Linked DNA regions of Mus musculus: region 1 is linked to region 2. The links are chromatin loops, found by intact Hi-C in ENCODE. Cell type or tissue: gastrocnemius. All regions are shown on one strand.

Evidence for each region. A loop is a pair of places that touch in the nucleus more often than their neighbours do. Peaks named below come from ENCODE experiments on the same cell type or tissue, not always from the same donor. Only the 100,000 strongest peaks of a DNase experiment are listed, where the experiment ranks them.
Region 1: it touches region 2 in a loop (2.1-fold over the local background); 1 of 42 quality-filtered maps calls a loop at or near these places.

The regions. Positions count from the first base shown.
Region 1 is chr8:122,033,872-122,038,871 of GRCm38, reverse strand. No RefSeq gene overlaps it. Among named protein-coding and RNA genes, the nearest start is that of Mir7237, 58 kb to the right of the region's middle. In gastrocnemius, no CTCF peak of the experiment used is centred here; a DNase peak (open chromatin) is centred at 2,844; H3K27ac peaks cover 2,559 bases.
Region 2 is chr8:122,115,999-122,120,998 of GRCm38, reverse strand. It overlaps a transcript of Zfp469 not described here. Among named protein-coding and RNA genes, the nearest start is that of Gm34413, 24 kb to the right of the region's middle. In gastrocnemius, a CTCF peak has its summit at 2,319; a DNase peak (open chromatin) is centred at 2,267; H3K27ac peaks cover 2,899 bases.

The DNA.
Region 1 (5,000 bases), 82 kb after region 2:
ACTCTCTCTCTCTCTCTCTCTCTCTCTCTCTCTCTCTCTCTCTTTTTGGTTGTTTTTTTGTTTTGTTTTTCGAGACAGGGTTTCTCTGTGTAGTCCTGGCTGTCCTGGAACTCACTTTGTAGGCCAGGCTGGCCTCGAACTCAGAAATCTGCCTGTCTCTGCCTCCCAAGTGCTGGGATTAAAGGTGTGTGCCACCACGCCCGGCGGGGAAACTCTTCTTAGCTGTGACTGGGACCATTCCCCGGGCAGGGGACCCTGGACTGTGTTGTATAAGGTGGAAAAAAACAGCCCAAAACTAGCATGTGTTTGTCATTCTCTGCTTAGCAATGTGACCAGTCACCTGCCAGTTCCTGCTGCCACGCCTCTCCTACCATGATGGACTGTAACCTCGAATTGGACATAAAAATAAACCCTTCCCTCCTTTAGTTGCTTCGGACAGCTACTTTCTCACAGCAAGAAAAGTAACACCGGACAGAGGGTGCCACGGTTGAGCAGGACACTCATGGCATCCATGGGTCTGTGGCTGAGAGTGTGACAGCTACCCACGCTCATCTCAGCCTGGCTGGCAGCTACTGGCCACTGGCCCCATCTCTGCCCAGATACCATTTCTCAATGGCACAGCAAGGTCAGCATTGCTTCTAGGTGTGACTCAGCCTAGCCTGGGTGACTCTGGGGATTTGGAGAGGCTGATCGCCACAGAGCTGTACCTAGCAACCGGTACCAAATCCAGCAATTAAGTATGGGCTTCCCAGGGCCATGGCTTCCAAAGAATGGGCAATCTCTCTGTGCTCTGGGCCTTCATGTTAGGTCCCTGAACTGATCTGTTCCTGTGGACCCAGGGCAGGGAAAAAGCTTTTTAGTGGGCCAGGGGATTCAGAAGGCCCTGGCTGGACGTCCCCTTGGTGCTCCCAGCCCTGTCACCTCAAATCTCCACTGAAAAGGAAACAGATGCCACGTGAATGGGAAGCCTCAACCGCCTTGACAGAACAGGGAGTCTAGTTTTCTCTTCCTCCTTGCTTCTCTCTTTCCCTGTAACTCCTGCACAGACTCCTGGGTCCCTCCTGCACTCCATACCACTAGCTGCAACACTTCTCCAGCTATGACAACTAGAACCACCATCATTAGACTCGAGCCAGAACTATCAGATCATCTTGTACCCCTCACCCAAGAGCAAGGGCTGGTCCTTAGCCTTGGTCTCTCTCATTGGCTTTATTAGCCAATAAATGACACCCAGAGCTCTATGGCTTGGCCTGGGGGTCAGAGGGAAGCGCCCTCTGTCTGGGAGAAGCATGAGAAAATAAAGGACCTTTCGGGGCTTGCTGTAAACTCCAGTGAAGAGTGGAGCACAGCTCGGTCCTGCACCCACACCCACTGGGATGAGATCATTCCTAAAAATTTCCCCCAAGGCAGGGAGAAGGCAGAGGCGGGAGCTGGGTGCCCTCGGGACTTCTGGAACTTCTGGCCTCCCAAGCTGCCACTCCCCCAAGCTGCCACTCCCCAAGCTGCCCCCACCCCCACACAGAACTTAGCAGGCATGAGCAGCTTCTTTGACCCCTTGGACCAAAGAGATGCTGTGCCCACTCAGCGCGAGTGGGAGCAAGTGGGCCTGTTTGTTCATACCCGGAGGTCTTCACAGGGTGGCCAGAGAAGCAGCCTACAGCTTGGCTGCCCCAGACAGGGAGGATGGACACTGAGAGAGGGGCCTCATGGGATCTGAGCAGACCAGCCCCGTTGCGTAGGTAGGTTCTTGGTAGAAGCTCTGGGAATCTGGGCCCATTTCCTGAGACATTCTGATCAAGGATAGACTAGTGCCCCACCAACTTGGATACAGTAATGGCTCAGGTCATAAAGCCCACCCAGCTCTAAGGCAAGTTCCATGTCACTAATCTGAGGCTTGGTGGCCAGAAGGGCCCCATGGTCATCAAATAGTAGGTATACTGTCACCATCAAGCTCAAGGACTATGACTCAACATCTGCTTGACCAACCTCTGTGTAAAAGCCAAGCAGGGCTGAACGCTCCGAAACTCCTAACCTGAGAATTCCGGGACTATTCTAGACCTAGCCCGTAGCCTCTGTGGGCTTCAGGGATGTGGGGATTCTCCAACATGAGTGTCCAAAGTATGACTGGCACCCTCAGCCAGAGTAAGGATGAACACTACCACTGCCAGTGTTCTGGTGGGCGTCCCCAGGGCTCCGGCAAGCATGTCCGTCACTGACAGCTGGAACCTGCTGAAAGCTGCTTCCATCCTTAACGCTGGAAGAGACAGCAAACCCAGACACACACACACCAACCCAACCACACATGTCCCCAGCTCACTGCCCTGGCGAATTCCACACATACTGCAGCCACAGCTATGGCAGGAATGGGAAGGCAGGGGTGATGGGGGACAGAGGAGGAAGCTGGCCTGAACAGGTGGCCTATAGGGAGACCTACAGGGAGTTTCAAGTGGCTCCTAATGCTGTGGCAACAGCTGGCCCCCAGCCCTGAACTCAGCGATGCTGGGTGGGAGGAAGCAGACACAAAAGTCTGCCACATTAAGGGGCTTTGAGGACAGACAACGGTCCCAGCCCCTGTGGCTGGAACATTCGTGGACCCAGCTTCCTTCCTACTGCTTTGGAAAGCATCAGCCTACCTGACTTTGCAAGGTGACATTTCCTTGCCGCTCACTAACTACTGGTCCAGCCTGTGCCAGTCTTCCTCAGAAGCTGTAAAATCCCTCTGAACCCTCTCCAAAGTTTTTATATGCGGCTATGGTTTGAGGGGTGGGAGAGCATGAAAAACTGCCAAAACCAAACTGATCAGCAGAAGCTGGACCCTCCATGCCAGGTTTGTGGCCTCAGTGGCAGACGGCCCACTCCTCGGCTCGGACATAAAGTGCCTGACCATCTTGCCACCTCCACACATCAAGGAGGAAGGCCCTGTTGTTTCCCCAAGTGGGATTTGAGCTGCAGGCTCTAAGAGGAACAAAGTCTTCCCAAAAATGAGTGTGGAAGAGGCCAGGAGGTGGAAGGCCCACACAAACGAGGCGGCTCAGCTCTGAGCACCCGCCGGGACCTAACAGCAGCCTCAGAGTTTCCTGGCATCTATCTGTTCACTGGTGTTGCAATGGGGGGGGGGGGTTGAGAGTCAGAAAGAAATATTATTAAGTGGTTTTTCTCCTGAGCCACAGGGCCAACTGGGCACACAGACCATCTGCAAAACCGCTTCAGCTGACTAGCAGGAACTGCGTCTGCCTGAGGATTAACCCCTCTAGGACCTGGTAGCACCGCTTGCAGAGCTTCCTGGTGATGGCAGCTGAAGGCACCTCTGCAGGGTGGGTGGCAGAGCAGAGTTGGAGGTGGTGGGATAGGGATTGGCACACTCTTCTGGCCTGTCTTCCTCTCTCTCCTCACCCAGATGTTAACAATGAACACAGAGGTGTGGCCCTAAAGACAGCACAGTTCCTAGCTCTGAGCCAGCTGTGACAGGGTCGGGACAGCAACCGGCCGGCCTCCTGGAATCAGGTGGGACTTGGACTTTGCCCATTTGCCTTATAGCAAAGCAGCCAGACTTAAGGCCACCTCAGACGTGGAAAGGGCCCTAGCGAGGCAGGCAGGGCCTGGGAGAGGGGTCGGCACTCTGGACGTTAAATGGATGGACCTGAAAACATGCGGCTGAGGCCCAGTTCCCAGCAGTAAAGACAGACACCACAGGACCCACCATAAACCCCAGGCATGCACAGGTCCTGTGCTGTCCTGTGCTGCTGTGTCCCAGCAGGTGGCATCTGAGGTGGCTGACAAGGGACTGCCCTTCATCAATGCCACTTCCTCTACTCAAGGATGTAGTGAAGCACGGAACACAGGCTCGTCTGGTCCCCCGGCAGGTCCTTCCTGTGTATGGCTGCTGCTGGAGCCAAGGTGAGGGCCCAAATGCCGAGGTACGTTTGAGGTAATTTTCTTTTACAGCTGAAGTGAAGGCTGCACGTATAAGATATTCCCATTGCGAGGGAGCAGGAGAGAGGGGGGAAGCTCTTGTACCGAGCCAGCTAGCTATCAAATCAAGTGTCAGAGTCAACCAATGTTGGCCTCTTAGAAAATGCCTAGCTGTAAGTACAGGAGGAACCACGCCATGCAGGCCACACAGGGCCAGAAGAGATGACATCTGCAGAGACTAATGGCAGGACTCTGAGGTCCAGAGGCCCAGCCAGGTATAGAGCCTCACTGGCCAAAAGTATCCAACACTGTCGAGCCCAGCCTCACGAATGATGGCCTAAGGGAGAGCTTCGAGATGCTTCATCGTCATCTCTGCCTCCGTCTCTCCAGCTCTGCCTGTCTTTATGGCTGATTCTGAGGCTTTTTGTTTGGTTTTGTTCTTGTTTTGTGAGACAAGATTTCTGCGTAGCTCTGCTGTCCTACTGTCCTAGAACAATCTCTGTAGACTAGGCTGGCCAGAACTCACAGAGATCCACCTGCCCCTGTCTACTGAGTGCTGGGATTAAAGGTGTGCATCACTGCCACTCAGGTCCCCCTGATTTTTAAGACAGGGTCTCTAACCCCCCACTGTCTGCCTTTGTCTCTTTATGTCTCTAACTCTGGAGCTTTCCTCTGTCTGACCTCTCTAACCCTCCACCCCTAGGGACTTTCAGAGGTGGGTGCTACTTGTCAGTCATTGTGCTGACCTTCAAGGGAGTTCCAGATTCTGGGAGCACAGTGGGTCCCTGGGTCTCCAGAGCAAGTCGTTTCTTTCTAGGCAGGCAGAGCTAGCAACTAGAAGGCTACCTGAAGCTTCACATGTGATTAAAGGTGGAATATATCTACGGCTGGGGCCCAAGGGCTCCAGGATTGAATGTCCAGATCTGACTGTGGGGTCAGACAAAGGCTCAGAGAAAGCACAGCAGGGTTATCACATACCCTGGGGCTGTAGACAGTCTGCCTTCTCCCTGTGTCACCCCCACCTAGAAGCTTACCAGCCATGTTCTCTGAGCCCCCTCTCTCAGTACTTAAGTTTGGTCTACCTGCCT
Region 2 (5,000 bases):
CAGCATGTACACTGCATGTGTGTGTGTGTGCACTACACTCCAGGTGTGTCTTTTCTTGCTTCTGTCTTCCTCTGTCTCTTCCTTCCCTCCCTTTCCCCCTCCTTCCATTTTTCCTCATTAAAGACCCAGAAAGGCTCAAGTCCTTGGAGAGCGCCCCCCATATCCCTGGAAGTGTAGCCCCTGGGAGAGCACCCCCTGAGAGAGTGCCACCCCCTAGAGGGTGCCACCCTGGGAGACGAGAGTGTGCTCCCTGGGGGGTGCCTCCTGGGTGTGTGCCGCCCTGGACTATACCCCCACTTCTGGCAGCAATATGTACTTCCTCATATAATGCTAATCTTGCTTTCTAGACAACCTTCACCATGCTAAGAACACTTTGTGGGGAAGAAAAGTGGGTACAAACCAGGCTTGGTACAGCAGTTCAGCTCATGCCTACCATCTCAGCACTAGGTGGGTAGAGGCAGGACGAGGCATTTCAGGTTATCTCTGGCTACAGAGTGAGCTTCAGGCCAGCTGGGGATATGCAAATTGGTCTCAGAAACAACACAAAGAGAAGGAATGAAAGAAAGAAAGAAAGAAAGAAAGAAAGAAAGAAAGAAAGAAAGAAAGAAAGAAAGAAAGAAAGGAGGGAGGGAGGGAGGGAGGGAGGGAGGGAGGGAGGGAAGCCAGCCAGGCTTCAGGTGAGCCTGAGGCCCCTCCCAGTGCAGGTGAGAAAGCCCTCAGGGGACAGACAGATTTAAGAAACACAGAAGAGCGTGCCTGTGGCAGGATCACTGAACACTGAGAGCCATCATGGCAGTGACAGGTCACTGCCCATGAAGTAAACCACGAAGCCTACCCACTCAGAAAGAAACCAAAGAAATCAGGCCAGCGTTCCACCTTCATAGATGTCGGCAATCTCCCAGAGAGGAAATGAGAGACCCACGGTTCACAGTTCACCAGCCCTGGAACTGATGAAGCAGACTCCACTGACAAACTCTTATTTACCCTTGCACACTAAATAATGGTCTCCAAAGACTGTTTCCCCCCACCCCAAAAGGATTCTATGTTGTGTGTGCTGCAGTGCACATACGCAGAGGCATGACTCAACTGGCCTCATCAGACGCCGTCCACTTTATTTTCTGAGTCGGGGTCTCTCGCTAGCCTCAATGCGCTGGTTCAGCTAGAATGGGCAGCCAGTGAGCCCCAGGTCCTCCCTTCTGTACCACCCAACACAGGGATAAGGAGTGTGTCCTGCCACACCCAGCCTTTTATGTGGGTTCTAGGACTCGAACTCGGGTCCTTACTTTACCAACGGAGTCATCATCCTGTGAGAGCATTTTAAGGGTCCCTGGGTGTGTGCTGGGAGCCACCTAGCCAGAGCCACCCAGCCAGAGTCACCAACCACAGAGCAGGGACAGAGCCCTTGAGTCAGAGATCCATGTGCCATCTAGTTAGTAGCCACCAAAGTCTAGACAAGCTCCCTTCCAGTTGGTGCCTGTGTCCCTTCAATTCCTGCTGTGTGACAGCCTGACAGCTCTGTCCCTGTGAGATGGCTCTGAGCACAGGACCTGCAGAACCAAGTTGGAATACGCCTCTGCTGTTCCTTGTGGGGACAGCTCCGGAACTCACCGGAGAGGCTTGACAGCCAGCTGCTCGGGGGATAAACCTGCTGATGGGACACTGTAGGGGCCAGACGACACAGCGGCGATCTTGCAGAACCTCATGACACCTGGTGGCACCTCTGATCTGACCCAGATTGTCCTTGTTGCTCCTGGGAGGGTCCAATGCACACCATATCACCAGGAAGTTAACCAAGGGCCTCCCTCCAGTAAGGCCACCAGCCTGTTCTCTCCAGGAATACTTAGGACTTAAGGGGAAGAAAGCCTCTGGTGATGTGGCTACTTTTATAGACCAGAGAGTACTGAGTCGGGCTACAGTGTGGCTCCTGACTGGACAGACACCAGCTTTGCCTAGAAGACAGGCCCAAGGTCACAAGAGGCCGAGTCTGGAAAAGGTGATTTCTAACGTTGCAGCTTCACTGTCAGCCCTCCGGCTTGAAAGACCCTGGTTATGGAAGGGCCACCCTGTGCTGGGGAAATCTATTATCAGGCGATGAGGAAACTGAAGGAAAGAAAGGAGCAGAACTTCCATCCAAAGCATGTGCTGGGCCTGAAGTTCAGTGTGCGCGCAGCCCAGGCGCCCTCCAAGGAGCCACCGTGAAGAGCAGTGGCCTCCTGCCCAGGCAGCATCTGTCCCCTTGCTCAAATGTCAGCTGTCACCGGGACAAATCAGAGAACCACCTCGGGGCCCTCTCAGCTTCTCCCAGGGCGGCTGCCCGCGATGGCATCAAGAGCATGCAAAACCCCGGATGAGCGCAGCGCCCCCTGCTCTGGAGATGGCCCGGGATTTTCTGCCACCATGGAAGAAGACTCAGGTCTGCTCCACACGCCTCTGCCCTGGGCCCATCTCCCCTCTGGAACCTTCCATGGCTCCTCGGTCCTCCGTGCTCACTCGCAATGACCGCTGAGCTGGACTCACTGCAGATGCTCCATGGTTTCAGGGTTTCAGGGCCTCGTTCCGTTTCCATGTTAAATGCATCACTTTCCTGGCCAGAGTGCATCCTCTCCATCCCACCCCACCCTACCCCACAGTGGCTCTGAGATCCCAGTTCCCTCCTCACAGATCTGTCTGAGGAGACAGCGCGTCTCTGACACCTCATTGCTGGGAGGTGGCTGCTGTGTCCCGGGCTCTACTGTGCTGTTTGTGGGGCCGGCTGTGGGCGGTTTCCTCCCTGGAACATGTTTGCATTGTGAGTTCCAGGGTCTCTTCAAGATCTTTGAATCTGCCTTCAGGGTAGCTGGGTGGGAGCTTGGCCCGTTCAATCCCAAGCTCAAAACGATGAGGCGATAAGGAGACACTGGCCTTTCTATGAGGTTATGTACAGGATTAGAACTCAGAGACCCAGCCAAAATGGAGAACTCTGTCTGGGCCTGAGGCTGGTCCTGGAGCCGCCCCCCCTCGCCCCCCTCCCCCGAAACCCCTCTGGCCTCTCCAGTCCTCATGCAGGAAGAAGGGTAATGAGTCGTAAGACACCAGCTTTTCTGTCCAGAAATCTCTCCGCCATGGTTTGAGGTCATGTATTTGGATATTACTTTCCTAACTCACCAGTTATTTTTCTTAAAATAATCAGCTCCCGCGGATTCTTGCGGCAAAGAGCTTCCAGTAATGTCTGGGCGGAGGTGGAGTGTCGGGATTCCGACTGACTGCGTGGTTTAGGCCAGGTCACCTTGTGCAGGAAGGCCTGACACATCAAAGCATGGGGAGGCAGGCCTCCACTCCCGGGCCTCCACTGCGGGCAGCTTTACCACCGTCCTCTGCTGATTTTTACATTATAAATACAAGAGCTGGCGGAGCTCAGGTTTCTGTTGGATTCTTACAGCACTTTGCTCTCCAGTTTCCTAGACGCTGGGAGTCCGGCTGCCTGCACGGACTGGAGAGCTTAGAGATGGTTTTCCATATGCTGGGAGGAGGAGGGAGCAGTGTCCTTAGAGGGTGGCACTGAGCTGTCACAGGCTTCTCCAGGAGCCTAGCCAGTGCCTGCCACACCCTGTTTCCAGGAGGGGTACAATGGGAAGGGCTAAATGTCCTAGGATGGCCTACACTAGATGTGTGAACCCGGGCTCGCCTGGCTTCCTCCAAGAAGGGTAGGTCACCTATACCAGCCAATGTGAAATGGCCATCATGACAAGGCCCCTTCCTCCTGGCATCAGAGAGAATCCTTCAGACTCACAGCAGAAGAGGCAAGCACATCTGGGAAAGCCTGAGGTTTGCAGCTCAAAGAGGGAGGCTGAGATTCCTGGCTTCGCCAATCACGTAGCTGGCACCTGCAAGGCTCCGCCCTGCTCAGAAACTCAGAGCCAAAGCTTCTGCCAGATCTAGTCACACTTCTATTTAAAAAAAAAAAAAATCAAAACCATTTCTTATTTTAAAAATTCATGACTTTTAAGGTGTCTCCTCCCTTAAAACTTGGTTGAGTACTGAGCCTGGCTTCTGTGTAGCCTTGTTTGAATACAGGATGCTTGCCATTGTGATTCATGATGAAGCCACACTGGAGAGGGATGGCCCTCACTGATGAGGACTGTCCTTGTAAGAGGAAGAGAGAGACAGAGACATCTACTCAGCAAAAACCAGAAGATGGAGGCAGAGGGGCTGGAGAGATGGCTCAGTGGACGAGAGCTTACTACACAGGCGTGCAGAGCTGAGTTCAAATCCTCAGAACCTACATGTGACAGGCCTGTCACACCAGCACAGAACACAGAGGGCTTGTGGCCAGCCACCTGCACTCCAGGTTCAGTGACACAACTTCTGTGTCAAGGTAACGGTGTGAATCAGCTGAGGGGGACACCCAATGTCTTCCTCTAGCCCCTGCGTGTGTACACACGTATACATACACCACACATGTATAACATACTCATACCTACACACCAAACTAAATGATTTTTTTTAAATGGATGAAAAGATGCCGGGCGGTGGTGGCGCACGCCTTTAATCCCAACAGAGGCAGGCGGGTTTCTGAGTTCGAGGCCAGCCTGGTCTACAGAGTGAGTTCCAGGACAGCCAGGGCTACACAGAGAAACCCTGTCTCAAAAACAACAACAACAACAACAACAACAAAAGGATGAAAAGATGGACGCAGAGGCTAGAGAGCTGTGGCCAGAACTGATGGGATACAAGGTCTCAGAAGCAGGAAGGACCCTCCCTATAGAGGACACACATCCCTGACCTCAGGCTTCCAGCCTGCACGCTTGGGAGAATGTAATAATAGCAAGCCCCCCCCCCCCAGGTGTCTTGTCTTAGCGGTCCAGGGCAACACCCCTTCACCTCCCCACCCCCACTCCGCCCTGGTGGGCCCCTGTGAAAATTAAACATGGGACACAGTGTGACGATGATGCGCTGGCAGGGGAGGGACAGAAGGTCAGGGAGGGGGACCTATGCTGAGCTCTGAGGCCCCAATCCTCCCA